Regions from separate parts of the Homo sapiens genome. Here region 2 is linked to region 1. Evidence: read pairs that join two places in POLR2A ChIA-PET (ENCODE). Cell type or tissue: Panc1. All regions are shown on one strand. Links, peaks and the distances in the headings refer to the core of each region. The heading gives the core; the rest is flanking DNA.

The links. ChIA-PET counts read pairs that join two places held together with the same protein. Peaks named below come from ENCODE experiments on the same cell type or tissue, not always from the same donor. Only the 100,000 strongest peaks of a DNase experiment are listed, where the experiment ranks them.
Region 2: POLR2A ChIA-PET joins it to region 1 with 12 read pairs; 2 of 35 experiments call an interaction of 5 or more read pairs at or near these places.

Annotation. Positions count from the first base shown.
Region 1 is chr20:47,948,859-47,951,771 of GRCh38, reverse strand. LOC105372637 (a long non-coding RNA gene) reads right to left here and starts at 962. Exons shown (of 7, transcript XR_936793.2): 1 at 848-962; 2 at 1-15. RefSeq lists an enhancer at 1-535. In Panc1, for the core only: no CTCF peak of the experiment used is centred there; a DNase peak (open chromatin) is centred at 1,456.
Region 2 is chr20:48,305,613-48,308,525 of GRCh38, reverse strand. No RefSeq gene overlaps it. Among named protein-coding and RNA genes, the nearest start is that of LINC00494, 53 kb to the left of the region's middle. In Panc1, for the core only: no CTCF peak of the experiment used is centred there; no DNase peak of the experiment used is centred there; H3K27me3 peaks cover 1,471 bases.

The sequences.
Region 1 (2,913 bases), core at 279-2,778:
CATGCCTGCCAATTCCTAAGAGACAGGAAACAACTCATCTGGAGCATGTCTTGCAAATGAAAAACAAATCAAGAGCCCACACGCCCCAACCACCTCTTTTATTGGGCTCTCCCTCTCCAGGGCCAGGTACCAGACAACTAGGAACAGCCCCTATGTCCCAGAGCCTGCTGAAGTGACTCACACTCACAACCCTGAGCCTGGTGACTGCCTATCCATTCATTCCTCAATAAAGTCTCTTGCTCATGTCTCACTTCCTCCCTCTTCCTCTTGAAAGGAAGCGTTCCCCATGTGGCCCTGCAGAGCACGGTTCCCGGGTTCCCAGGGTTCCCCATGTGGCCCTGCAGAGCACGGTTCCCGGGTTCCCGGGTTCCCCATGTGGTCCTGCAAAGCACGGTTCCCGGGTTCCCAGGGTTCCCCATGTGGCCCTGCAGAGCACGGTTCCCGGGTTCCCAGGTTCCCCGTGTGGCCCTGCAGAGCACGGTTCCCCGGGTTCCCCGTGTGGCCCTGCAGAGCACGGTTCCCCGGGTTCCCCGTGTGGCCCTGCAGAGCACGGTTCCCCAGGTTCCCCATGTGGCCCTGCAGAGCACGGTTCCCGTGTTCCCGGGTTCCTAGGTTCCCCGTGTGGCCCCGCAGAGCACAGTTCCCGGGTTCCCAGTGTTCCCCATGTGGCCCTGCAGAGCACGGTTCCCGGGTTCCCCGTGCGGACCGCAGAGCACGGTTCCCGGGTTCCCAGGGTTCCCCGTGCGGCCCCGCAGAGCATGCCATGTCTCCCGTTTCTCGGGACCTAGAATGTAATGAATGTCTTCCCGGATGACAGTACTTTCTGTGTCTGGGGGTCTTACCATACCTGATTAAAACAAATCCCTGATGAATAGAGTGAGTCTCTGTATCCCATTCTGCGGGCATGCACACAACAAATACACACATATTCACAGAGTCCCTTATGTGTGCTCAGACATGTGAACTTTGCATCACAAAACCACTGAGTGATGTCAGAGGCGCCATGAATCATAATGGCAGCTCCTGGCCTGGTATCCAAGAGACCTCAACACGCTGCTAAGTCACTGTTCCCCGCTATGAGAACCGGTCACTCTCTTTGAGCCTCCAGTTGAAGGGAACTAAATTAATCTAGGATGACCCATATTGTGCAGCAGCTAATGACCCAGTTCACCTCTGGTTAATTTTCTGCTTCTGGGTGTCCTGGGAACGGGTGGTGTTTACTCCACTTGGGACAAACCTTTATTAATGAGCCGGAGTGTTGGCTGCTCTAGGCTGAGTGTTTTAATAGAAATCGGCCCATGGGCCAGGGCGTGCTGAAGTTGCAGAATATGAATAAGGCCATTTTCTTTACCCTCTCTCCTCTGCCTTGATTTGCATGACTAAGCTTTTATGCCTTTTAAAAAAAAAATGTGTTTGTTTGTTTCTTGATTGTCGCTCCATCTCCTATGGAGGAAACAAATTACTTACTCACCAGGCAGGGACCTCAGTTTGGCAGAAGTCCAGGTCTGTTCCTCCAGCAAAGGGGAGTAAGACAGCCACACTCAACGCTAGTAGGGACAATTCCAGGAGAGCTGACATGGCCCAGGATGTGGGCTAAATGATTACACAGGTCCCCAGCAGACTCCTTAAGAGGGAAAATACTCCCTCTTAAGGAGTCCTAGCAAAGGATAGCAGTTGGGAGAGGACAGAAAAGAGTCCTTCCTTGTAAAATGTGGCTCAAACTAACAAAGAGCTCCAAGGTGTCTCTCAGTGAGGCTATGGGTTTCCTATGGAAAGAGAAGATGTTGCTAATTCTTTGTAGATGTGTGATTCTCGACTCTGTCAGAGTCAATGCCAGGCTTTTAACACAAATACTTTATCACTTTCCCTTTACTCAACTGAAATGAAATTCATAGAAAATATAACCTAGCTACAGGCATTTTCTTAAACAATGTAATTTCCCCAGAGGGATATAAAGAGAAAAAGAAAGGAATTTATAATAAAACAAAACATAGTTCAACATGTAAGTGCCCTAGTGATATGGTTTGGCTGTGTCCCCACCTAAATCTCACGTTGAACTGTAGCTCCCATAATATCCACGTGTCATGGAAGGGAACTGGGGGGAGGTCACTGAATCACGGGGGTGGTTACCTCCATACTTTTCTCGTGACAGTAAATGAGTTCTCAGGATAATCTGATGGTTTTATAAGGGGCTTTTCCCCCACTTCACTCTGCACTTCTCCTTGCTGCCACCATGTGAAGGAGGACAAGCCTGCTTCCCCTTCCGCCTTGATTGTAAGTTTCCTGAGGCATCCCCAGCCCTGCAGAGCTGTGAGTCAGTTAAGCCTCTTTCCTTTATAAATTACCCAGTCTCGGGTGTTTCTTCATAGCAGCCTGAGAAGACTAATACACCTGGCATTACTAAGGTAGACCGTGTAATTATGTCATCAGATGCTTGAACTTGGATGCAGAATCACAGTGAACGAAGTCACAGATGCGGACTGACTACAGCTGTACTGTTCTGGGCAACTCAGACACCACAAGAGGCTCTGCCATTGGTAAGGTGATTTTTTTCAAACAGGTGAGCAACATTGAATAAATCCTGAAAAGAACAGAGTACAATCTTCCCGTAGTTTACACCATGGGAACAGTGTGGTAAAACTCAGTTTAAAACAGTAAAAAAAATAAAATAAAATAAAAATTATTTCTATGTAAAATGGATTTCAGTTCTGGGCTCAGATCATTTCAAGCAGCTTTTTAACCTATGTGAACATCCAACAAGGCATTCAAAATTAGTGCCAATGCATGAAGCAGCAGCAGCAGTGGTGGGCTTCAGAGGATGATCCCAGAGCTAATCCCTTGGGCAGGTGTGGGTGTCCCATGTTTAGGTGATGAAATGCATCCAGAGAGAGAAGACACTCACCCAAGACCTCA
Region 2 (2,913 bases), core at 268-2,767, 360 kb before region 1:
AGCCTTTCTCTTGTTGATGCTCTCAGTATGAAATCCAATATTATCGCAGGGAAAGGAAACAAGGCCACTAACTGTCAGATGGCCAGGTATATTACACTTCATCAAATCTCCCTGGTAACTTGACACATGCTTGTACCACTCAGGAAGCCAAGAGAAATTATATCTCCACTTTTCCTCATGTGGCGAGTTTAAAAAGAGATGCCAGCATTGCCGTGCTGGCAACAGCATGTGTGACCATTTGATGGGGGCAGGTCATTGGCACAGTGTTCTGTAATGTTAAAAAAAAAGAACAAAAAACAAACTCCACAGGCTGGGCGCAGTGGCTCACGCCTGTAATCCCAGCACTTTGGGAGGCTGAGGCAGGTGGATCACCTGAGGTCAGAAGTTCAAGACCAGCCTGGCCAACATGGTGAAACCCTGTCTTTACTAAAACACAAAAAATTAGCCTGGTGTGGTGGCACGCACCTATAATCCAAGCTACTTGGGAGGCTGAGGCAGGATAGTTGCTTAAACCCAGGAGGCGGAGGTTGCAGTGAGCCGAGATTTTGCCACTGTACTCCAGCCTGGGTGACAGAGCGAGGCTGTCTCAAAAAAAAAAAAAAAAAAAAAAAACAGCTGGGCATGGTGGTTCAAGCCTGTAATCCCAGAACTTTGGGAGGCCGAGGTGGGCAGATCGCGTGAGCTCAGGAGTTCGAGACATGATGAAACTCTGTCTCTACAAAAAAAAAAAAAAAATACAAAACTTAGCTTGGCATGGTGGCACACGCCTGTAGTCCCAGCTACTAGGGAGGCTGAGGTGGGAGGATCACTTGAGCCTGGGAGGTGGAGGCTGCAGTAAGCCGAGATCACACCACTGCACTCCAGTCTGGGTGACAGAGCAAGACCCTGTCTCAAAAAAACCCCAAAAACCTTCCACACAACAGTTGATAAAACAAATAAAAACATGAATTGGGGTCCCCCCTCCCGCTCCAGGAGGCAGTCCTGGCAGAGGACTAGGTCAAATGTTGAACATTTTGTTCCCGCTGCCTTAGGTAGCTGGGCGGGGCGGGGCGGAGCCCAGGCGGAGTCGGCACCATTCTCTTCTGCTCCGCAAGCGTGATCAGTGATGTCAGGTGGGGCTACTTGCTTTATAGATTCCTGGGCGTCTTTTTAACATAGATGGTTTTGATTGTAACAAATTAGACTGATAAACCTTTTCTTGCTTACCTTATCAGCAAAATTTCCAAAGTGTGATGATACCCTAGTCAATAAGGCTGTGGAGAAGCAGACATTCTCTAACACTGCTGGTGGGGGGTGATGCAGCACTGGTTCTGTGGAGGTCATTTTGGAGAAATCTTTAAAAATGACAAGTGCATTTAGTGTTTGAGCCAGCAATCCCACTCCCAGGAATTTATGCTGCAGGCATTTGTCTACAAATACTTATGATCAAGGGTGTGTATCACAACATTGTTGGTGAGAACCAAAGAGAGAAAACAATTCAGCATTCCTCTGTAGGACACTAGTTAAAAACAAAAACAAAGGCAATCTAGTAAAAACTATTGAATGTCTATATACTGAAATGGATAAAATAGAAATGAGATCCATTATTATTATCACTATTATTTTTTAGAGACAGAGACTTGCTCTGTCTCTCAGACTGGGGCAAAGTGGCATGGTCATAGCCCATTGCAGCCTCAAACTTCTGGGCTCAAACAATCCTCCTGCCTTCAGCCTGTAGAGCAGTGGGATTCTAGGTGTAAGCCACCATGCCTGGCCCATGGGGTAGTTATTCTTGAATATATGCAAGATCTAGCATATGAGAAAAAGCAAGGGGCATGGCAGTATTCATAGGATATTGCTTTCATGTACGAAAGGAGAAATGTAAGGTTCTATGTGTTTATATTGCTTATATTTGCATGAAAAAGCAATGAAGGACACATTAGAAACTATTAAAGTGGTTACCTGCGAGGGAGTGGAGTGCTCAGAGTGGGAGTGAGCCCATTAAATGAATCCTCTTCTATTACTTTGATTGTTAAGCCATCTGAATGTATTACCTGGCAAAAACTTAAGCAATGGTTTATAAACAGGCCCTATTTTGTAAGCAAGAATAGTGGTAGGAACACAAATGTATCAGGAATCAGTAGAGGACAGAACCAGGGAGTCCTTGTGCTTTTGTAAATCAAGATGCAAAAGACAAGACATCATCCCATCCTATCCCCACCCCACAATGTTCATTGCTCACTTCTTGATAAGAGCAGTGCTTTCTACCTGGCAGTCACTCAATGTGTAGGATGAGCCCTTTTCTGAATAGGGGAGTCCCAGTGTGTGCCTGTTTGCTTCTTTACTTAATAGCAGTCTCTTTCACTCTCCAAAGTGACCCTGTTTGAATAACAAATTATTTTGTCGCCTTATCAATAAGTCACAGAACTGCTCTCTAGCTAATGTAAGGAGATGAAATGTACTCCAAGAATCTGAATGGCTTTATCAAGACGGAGATTTTTTGTCTCATGAGATTTCTTGTCTCAAGAATTTGCCTACAGCAATTCTGATTTATGCTTGTTAACTAATAACTGTAATAATTATTAATAGCACTCCAACTCACTTTGACAAGTGCCTTGGGTTGGACAGTAAGTTGTATGGTTATTGCAGTCAGACATCAAGTCCAGATAGATTCAGTGCTCACGTGAGGTCACTGGGACATCTTGGTATGGCTATCACTCTTTTTTTTTTTTTTGAGAAGGAGTCTCGCTCTGTCGCCCAGGCTGGAGTGCAGTGGCGCAATCTCGGCTCACTGCAAGCTCCACCTCCCGGGTTCACGCCATTCTCCTGCCTCAACCTCCCGAGTAGCTGGGACGACAGGCGCCTGCCACCACACCTGGCTAATTTTTTTGTATTTTTTTAGTAGAGACGGGGATTCTCCCTGTTAGCCAGGAT